Regions from separate parts of the Homo sapiens genome. Here region 2 is linked to region 1. Evidence: read pairs that join two places in POLR2A ChIA-PET (ENCODE). Cell type or tissue: PC-9. All regions are shown on one strand.

Region 1 (4,000 bases):
CTGACCTCATGATCCACCCGCGTCAGCCTCCCAAAGTGCTGGGATTACAGGCATGAGCCACCGCGCCCAGCCTTGATTTTTAAATGAGAAAAATATGAAAGCATTTTGTAAACTAAAAGTATACTAATTTTAGTTATTCAGAAATAAGAGGGCAAAAGTGTCTTATTTAAAGTTACTTAAATTATAACAACAGAATTCTGTTTTCTGGACTTGAGTGATTTATTATGCTAATAAATACAATATATTGTAGATTTAACATTGTAGACACTAAACATAAAGTTCAGGGCAAGGCATTTGAAATATTAAGTTATAGAAAAAATTTAATGCTATTAAGACATAAGTCACATTGTTCAAATTGGCTTGTGACTTTTAATCTTTTGAAGGTAACCAAAATGGTTGTGTTTAATTTTTGAGAGATGGGGTCTCACTATGTTGCCCAGGCTGGCCTCATACTCCTGTGCTCAAGCGATTCTCCAACCTCAGCCTCCTGAGTATCTGAGACTAAGGTGTATGCCACCACACCCAGCTCAAAATAGTTGTTTTTAAAATGTATTTCTAAAAAATACCTGCTTTAGCCTCCCAAATTATAGGCATGAGCTACCGTGCCTTGCCTTGCCTTTTCTCTTTTCTTTTCCTTTCCTTTCCTCTCCTTTTTTTTTTTTTTTTTTTTTTTTTGACAGGATCTTACTCTGTAGCCTAGGCTGGAGGTCAGTAGCATGATTTTGCAACCTCTGCCTCCTGGGCTCAAGCAATCCTCCCACCTCAGCCTCCCAAGTAGCAGGGACCACAGGTGTGCATTACCACTCCCAGTTAATCTTTGTGTTTTTTTGTAGAGACAGGGTTTCACCATGTTGTCCAGGCTGGTCTCTAACTCCTGGGATTATAGGCATGAGCCGTCGCACCCAGCCTAATTTTGAAAGAGTTACGTCATAATTTTTAGGAAAGGAATTAAATAATGGCATCTTGTGGTAGAAATGATGTGGAACATCTGATGAAGTATTTAGAGTCCATATTTCTGTGTTAATATTTTGTTCTTGTTTTGGGACAGGAAGCGTCCTGATCAGACATGGGTTCAGTGTGATGCCTGTCTAAAGTGGCGGAAATTACCTGATGGGATGGATCAACTTCCTGAAAAATGGTATTGCTCCAATAACCCTGACCCACAGTTCAGGTACCATAGAGTTGGTAGTACCCTTTTTGGAAAGACGGAAAGTACTGTTCACAGTGTATGAATAGGCGCTGGTGACATGTTATTCCTATGTGATTTTTCTGAATAGAAATTGTGAGGTTCCAGAAGAACCTGAAGATGAGGATTTGGTACATCCCACTTATGAAAAAACCTACAAAAAGACGTGAGTGTTGTATTGATGTATAGTGGGTAATAATGCCCAGATCATGAACAGTGATGCCTTGGCAACATTATTTGATGCTTCTCCAAGGTAAAGCACCTGTAACTGAAAAAGTTTATAATGTGGAGTGCGTAATATCAAGGGCTTTAAAAACAAAAACTTATGCTGTGGATACCTGCTGTTTATTTCATGCTTATTGCTGCCATATGTGCGGATGTTTTGTGTAAGAGCAGTCTGCTGTTGTGAGCTGTATGCAGAGGAATCATTAGTGAATACCCCCCCCATTGAAGCTTATAGAGAAGGTGTAACAGAAGAGGTGATACATGAATTTTACCAGTTACGTGTTGGTGAGTGCCATAGAAGCTCTGGTCCAGTGCTGTAAGGAAGCTCATAGGGAGAGTAGTTCTGTCTGGTGGGCAGGAGAGCAGAAATAGATCAGGAAACTTCATGAAGGAGGTCATTTTTGTAATAGGCCTTGAAGGATGGGTACGATGAGAATGTACAGGGAATAAACATTTACTCAGTGTAGCTAGAGTATGTGAATGGGAATAATGGAAAATGGATGTGGCACTTTGGGAGGTTGAGGCGGGTGGATCACCTGAGGTCAGGAGTTCGAGACCAGCTTGGCAAACGTGGTGAAACCCCGTCTCCACTAAAAATACAAAAAGTAGCCGGGTGTGGTGGCAGGTGCCTGTAATCCCAGCTACTCGGGAGGCTGAGGCAGGAGAATCGTTTGAACCTGGAGGGCAGAGGTTGCAGTGAGCCAAGATCGCATCACTGCACTCCAGCTTGGGCAACAAGAGTGAGACTCTATCTTAAAAAAAAAAAAAAAGATAGTGGAAGTGGGACAGATGCTGAATAAGGATAGTCAGCCAGTGGAGACTTCAGGCTAATCTACCACACACAGAAGGCCAGGTTACTAAGAGCCTTTCAGGTGGCTTTGATTTGTAGTGTACTATTCTTTAGTGAAATCCAGCAATAGTATTGGAAGTATAGAAACCTATGTGGGCTGGTGTGGTGGCTCACACCTGTAACCCCAGCACTTTGGGAGACTGAGGTGGGTGGATCACTTGAGGTCAGGAGTTTGATACCAGCCTGGCCAACATAGTGACACCCCGTCTCTACTAAAAATACAAAAATTAGCTGGGTGTGGTGGTGCATGCTGTAATCCCAGCTACTCAGGAGGCTGAGGCAGGAGAATCACTTGCACCCAGGAGGCAGAGATTGTAGTGAGCCGAGCACACCACTGCATTCCAGCCTGGGCGACAGAGTGAGACTCTGTCTCAAAAAAAAAAAAAAAAAAAAAAAAAAAAGGCAGGTGTGGTGGCTCACATCTGTAATCCCAGACAGGCCAGGAGTGGTGGCTCACACCTATAATTCTAGCACTTTGGGAGGCTGAGTTGGGCGGATCACCTGAGGTCAGGAGTTCGAGACCAGCCTGGCCAATGTGGTGAAACCCTGTCTCTACAAAAAACACAAAAATTAGCCGGGCATGGTGGTGGACGCCTGTAATCCCAGCTACTCGGGAGGCTGAGGCAGGAGAATTGCTTGAACCCGGGAGGCAGAGGTTGCAGTGAGCCGAGATTACATCACTGCACTCCATCCTGGGCAAGACTCCCTCTCAAAAGAAAAAACCTATGTGATGTTCTAGTTCAAAAGCCTGTGATTCTGGACTGAGTTATCTGGTCTTAGTGGAGAAAAAAACACCAAAGATCTGCAGTTTATACCGGTGAGGATGGAAAAATTCAGGCTAAAATTAGGGTGCTACTGAGATAAAAGGTAGAAAGTATTTCCTGAAGGGCTTACTGTTGATTATATTGAAATAGAAGCAGAGTTCAGAGTACCTTAGTAACTGCATAAATGGCAGGTATGTCATTGGGAAATGGGATTGAGAAATAACAACATGTTTTTCATCTTTATTTTAAAGCAACAAGGAAAAATTCAGGATCAGACAACCGGAAATGATCCCTCGGGTAATTAAGCCTTCTTTTTTTTTTTTTTTTTTAAATAGAGATGGGGGCTGACACCCGTAATCCCAGCATTTTGGGAGGCCGAGGCAGGTGGATCACCTGAGGTCAGGAGTTCAAGACCAGCCTGGCCAACATGGTGAAACCCTGTCTCTACTAAAAACACAAAAATTAGCTGGATGTGGTGGCACATACCTGTAATCCCAGCTACTCGGGAGGCTGAAACAGGAGAATTGCTTGAACCTGGGAGGTAGCTGTTGCAGTGAGAAAGATTGGTACCATTGCACTGCGGTCTGGGCCACAGAGCGAGACTTCCATCTCAAAAAATAAATAAAATAGGGATGGGGTCTCACTGTGTTGACCAGGCTGGTCTTGAACTCCTGGCCTCAAGTAATCCTCCCATCTCAGCCTCCCAAAGTGCTAGGATTACAGGTATGAGCCACCACACCTGTCCAAGCTTTCCATTTTATAGCTGTGTCTTATATTGTGTAGTGCTTAGTTTAATCAGTAGTGAATGTTAAAGTTTAATACATATCAAAGGGATTTGGTTTATTTAGTTCATTTTCTTCTCTTGTACTTCTGCTTGCCCACCTTTCCAACTCTTCCTAATCCAACATCATTCAAACTGTTAGTTTGATTGTTTAGTTGGGTATCTTCTGAGGAAAGGCAAACAAACTTTAAAAA
Region 2 (4,000 bases), 290 kb after region 1:
CCGAACTCAGGCTCACATGATATTTATGTCTGAGTGCCCCACAAACACACAACTGAATAAACAGCCAATTCACTTCGAAAAATTCCCATTTGGCCACAATCTTGCAGCTGTCTGTGAACTCTGCCCCGCCTGAAACACACTTTGGTGCTACAAAGAGCATTCTCCTCCCCGGACACCATATCCTGGGAAGCAAGGAATTGTTTGGAGATGCTCCCAGCTGGCCACCCAGTCTCTGTCCTCAGGGATCCAGAAAGCTCTGGAGGCTGCCTGGCCCTCGGCACTGACCTGGAGCAGAATTGGGAAGTAAGTGGATGTGGCTTTTTCTACCCGTGGGCTCCAGGAATCAGCCTTTTCCAGCTCCTGTGGAGTCACCCATGAGATTTCCATTAGGAATACCTTTTTGTTTCTCTTGGGACTACTTGTTGTTGGTTTACTTATTTATTTATTTATTTTCATTTTCCATTTTGGCTTTCACATTGCAAAGAATGGGCCATGTGGCAGGGACACCTCTGCTTTGAGGCCAGCATGGGCACCTTACACCCCCAAGTGGGCTGCAGAGCCTAGCCGGACTGAATCCCATCAGCAGGTTCTTTTACTTCTTCCAAGATGGTAGCACTTCCTGCCTGGCAGGCACTGCTGCTAGTCAGGTTGAGAACGTCCACAACTCGCCATCCCCACGTGTGTGCAGACATGAAATGCCTACGTGGCAAATATCAGGCCTGGCAGAACCAGGCAAATATTGACACAGCCAGGTGAGGGGAAGCATTCATTCTTTCTGTCAGCATTTACAAAGCACCTACTAAGTGTCAGGGCTTGTGCTAGGTGCCAAGCAAAACCAAACAGGGCCACTGCCCTCCTTGTGGGAGGCAGGCACGAATCCTATTTATTTTGGGTCTCAGAGTCCTGGTCCCAGAGCAGAGATTCCATAAACATTTTAAATTGTGTGTGTGAGTGAGAACAGGAGAGGAGAGTGCATGGGAGGGTTCGCACCTGACATGCCCACACTAAAAAGCGGACCTCCACCTTTAGTTCCTCCCTAATGGAGAGCCATCACCGACACTCCATTAGGGAGAAAAAAAACAACTCGTTTTTCTCTTGAGAGTCGGAACAGTATTGGTTTTCAATGTTTCAAACCTATGAACAAATACCCCCATGTGTAAAGTCCCATTTCACTCAAGAATCGTCTGTGTTGATCTCAAACACACATTTATGTTTCTTGGTTGGAAAAGAAGAAAAACACTAAACGAATTTTAGTGACCATTTCTTTAAACCTGAGAGGATGGGGAAGCTCAGCTTTCAGACTGTATCAGCAGGGGATGCGATTCCACACTCGGGTGTCATGTGATAGCATTCACAGAGCACAGGAAATACTTCCGCCCGCCCGTCAGCCGGGACAATGGGACTGAAGGTAGCTGGGGGAGAAGGAGGGGTATGAAGGAAATTTCAAGGAAGACAATGAAAAGTTGAGTAAAATCCTTCATTGTCAAAATGAGATCAAATTAGCAATGGTCTCAAAAGCTGTCCAAAGTGAGGGACCCTCCTTCCCCATCAGAGACTTTCTGTTTAAGGAAGTCCACACCAGCAAGAGTTCCCTAAACAGTGTGTTTTAGGAGTACACCCCAAGAACACTCACTGAATTCCCTTTTCCCTAACCTTCTAGAAGCCTTGCCCCAGTTTTATCCCTGTCCTTACTGTTTGCTTAACCCTGTGGGCCAAAGCTCCACTACAGCCATGGATGACTCACAAGCTCAAAATGCCTTCGTCCTAAGCTTCACTAGCCGCACGACTTTACAATTGTTCCCAACACACTCTGTGTGCTACTGCAGGCGTCTCTGGGAAATATTTATCTGCCCCGTTGCAGTTCCAGGTGCAGGTAGAAGAGAGGACGCGGCTGTTGAGGACACAGCTGTTGAATCCATTCCCACCTTTTGCTGTGTACATAAAATACATAGTGGCAGGGCCATAGGACTTCCTGGGCAAGGTAGACCAAGGTGACAGAGTCCAAGTAACTTTGAAAAAAAAAACAAAAACAAAAAGCCCACACACTCTGCCAGGTGTGGTGGCTCACACCTATAATCCTAGCACTTTGGGAGGCCGAGGTGGGTGGATCACTTGAGGTCAGGAGTTTGAGACCAGCCTGGCCAACATGGTGAAACCCTGTCTCTACTTACTAAAAATACAAAAATTAGCCAGAAATGGTGACAGGTGCCTGTGATCCCAGATACTCGGGAGGCTGAGGCATGAGAATCGCTTGAACCTGGGAGGAGAAGGTTGCAGTGAGCTGAGATTGCACCACTGCATTCCAGCCTGGGCAACAGAGTCAGACACTGTCTCGAAAAAATAAAAATAAAAAAAAAACCTCACACACTCTATATACATACTATAGAATATTACTCAGTCATAAAAAGGAGGCCAGGCATGGTGGCTCATGCCTGTAATCCCAGAACTTTGGGAGGCTGAGGTGGGCAGATCATTTGAGGTAAGGAGTTCAAGACCAGCCTGGCCAACATGTTGAAACCCCGTCTCTACTAAAAATACAAAAAAAATTAGCTGGACGTGGTGGTGCACGACTATAATTTCAGCTATTAGGGAGCCTGAAGCAGGAGAATTGCTGGAACCCAGGAGACGGAAGTTGCAGGGAGCAGAGATTACGCCATTGCACTTCAGCCCTGGGTGACAGAGTGAGACTCTGTCTCAAAAAAAAAAAAAAAAAAAAAAAACACAACTAAAAACCCACATGCTGTATATGCATGTGACAGAATATTACTCAGCCACAAAGAGGAATAGTTCTGGTCACCCTACAGTATGGATAAACCTTGAAGATGTGCTGGGTGAAGGAGGTTAGACACAAAGGACCACACATGACATGATTGTATTTATATGAAATGCCCAGAATAGGCAAATCCAGAGAGACAGAAAGCAGATTGGTGGTTTCCAGGGGCTAGGAGGAGAGAGGAATGGGGTGCAACTGCTTAGTGGATAGAGGGTTTCCTTTTGGGGTGATGAAAGGCTTTTGGAACTAGATAGAGGGAGCGGGTGTAGAAATGCCACTGAATTGTGCACTTTAAAATGGTTGGTTTTATGTTAAGTGAATTTCACTTCAATAAACCCACCCCCACACACACGCACACATGCATGCACACTTATTGCTTACATCCCCAAAAGAGGCCATGATTTTTTTTTTTTTTTTTTGAGACAGAGTCTCGCTCTGTCGCCCAGGCTGGAGTGCAGTGGCGCGATCTCGGCTCACTGCAAGCCCCAAGAGGCCATGATTTTAATCTTTGATTTCACCTGGATACCCCTGGCAAATTGTATTTATATTTTAAAAATAAAACTCCTTGGCTTTAGGGGTGTAGAGGGCCCAATTCCAGAACATTTGGATCTCTCCTCTCCGGAGAAACACCATCAACTCAGGAATAGAGGCGTTGAGGGAAGAACACGCAATGGCCAGGACTTCCCCGCCGGCCCGTGTTCCTGATGCATGGCTGATTTCCCTTTAGCCGAATGCAACGATAACAACAGTGTCCTTGGGAAGCCACCCTCCACCCATTGCCTTCCACATCTGCAATAGGGGTTGAATGACATGGAGTTTCTTGTTTCGGTGCTTGAAGAATGATATGGTATGTCAGATGTCACGGGACATTAAATAAAGCTGCTCAGAGATGGAAATTGTTACCGTATTTATTTGGAAGTACCAGCAGCCACTTAATTGCAATTTGCAGAAACAAGCTATTGGCTGAGAGTTATTTTTATCAGTTGATTCCACGGTGGATTAAGTGTTTCTGCCATTTCCAGGGTGAGCATCAAATGCCACAGGCTAACCTTGGAGGCGGGCATCATCTCCCAGTGAGCCTTGGGGGACTGATGGAATTTGGTGAGGCGCTAAAGCACCGGGCCTGCCCGGGGGGCCTACCTCATCTCACAGCTGGTACACAGATCCCTCCCTGAACATACCCCCAAAGAGGCTCATGGCTCATACTCCTGTGTCAGATGAAGGGCC

What was found. Peaks named below come from ENCODE experiments on the same cell type or tissue, not always from the same donor. Only the 100,000 strongest peaks of a DNase experiment are listed, where the experiment ranks them.
Region 2: POLR2A ChIA-PET joins it to region 1 with 8 read pairs; 2 of 35 experiments call an interaction of 5 or more read pairs at or near these places.

The regions. Positions count from the first base shown.
Region 1 is chr21:36,358,907-36,362,906 of GRCh38, forward strand. It overlaps MORC3 (MORC family CW-type zinc finger 3), which reads left to right. Exons shown (of 17, transcript NM_015358.3): 11 at 1,049-1,171; 12 at 1,278-1,352; 13 at 3,277-3,322. Among named protein-coding and RNA genes, the nearest start is that of CHAF1B, 24 kb to the right of the region's middle. In PC-9, no CTCF peak of the experiment used is centred here; no DNase peak of the experiment used is centred here.
Region 2 is chr21:36,646,129-36,650,128 of GRCh38, forward strand. All of the region lies in intron 1 of LOC105369308 (a long non-coding RNA gene), which reads right to left. Among named protein-coding and RNA genes, the nearest start is that of SIM2, 51 kb to the right of the region's middle. In PC-9, no CTCF peak of the experiment used is centred here; a DNase peak (open chromatin) is centred at 1,773; H3K27ac peaks cover 1,565 bases.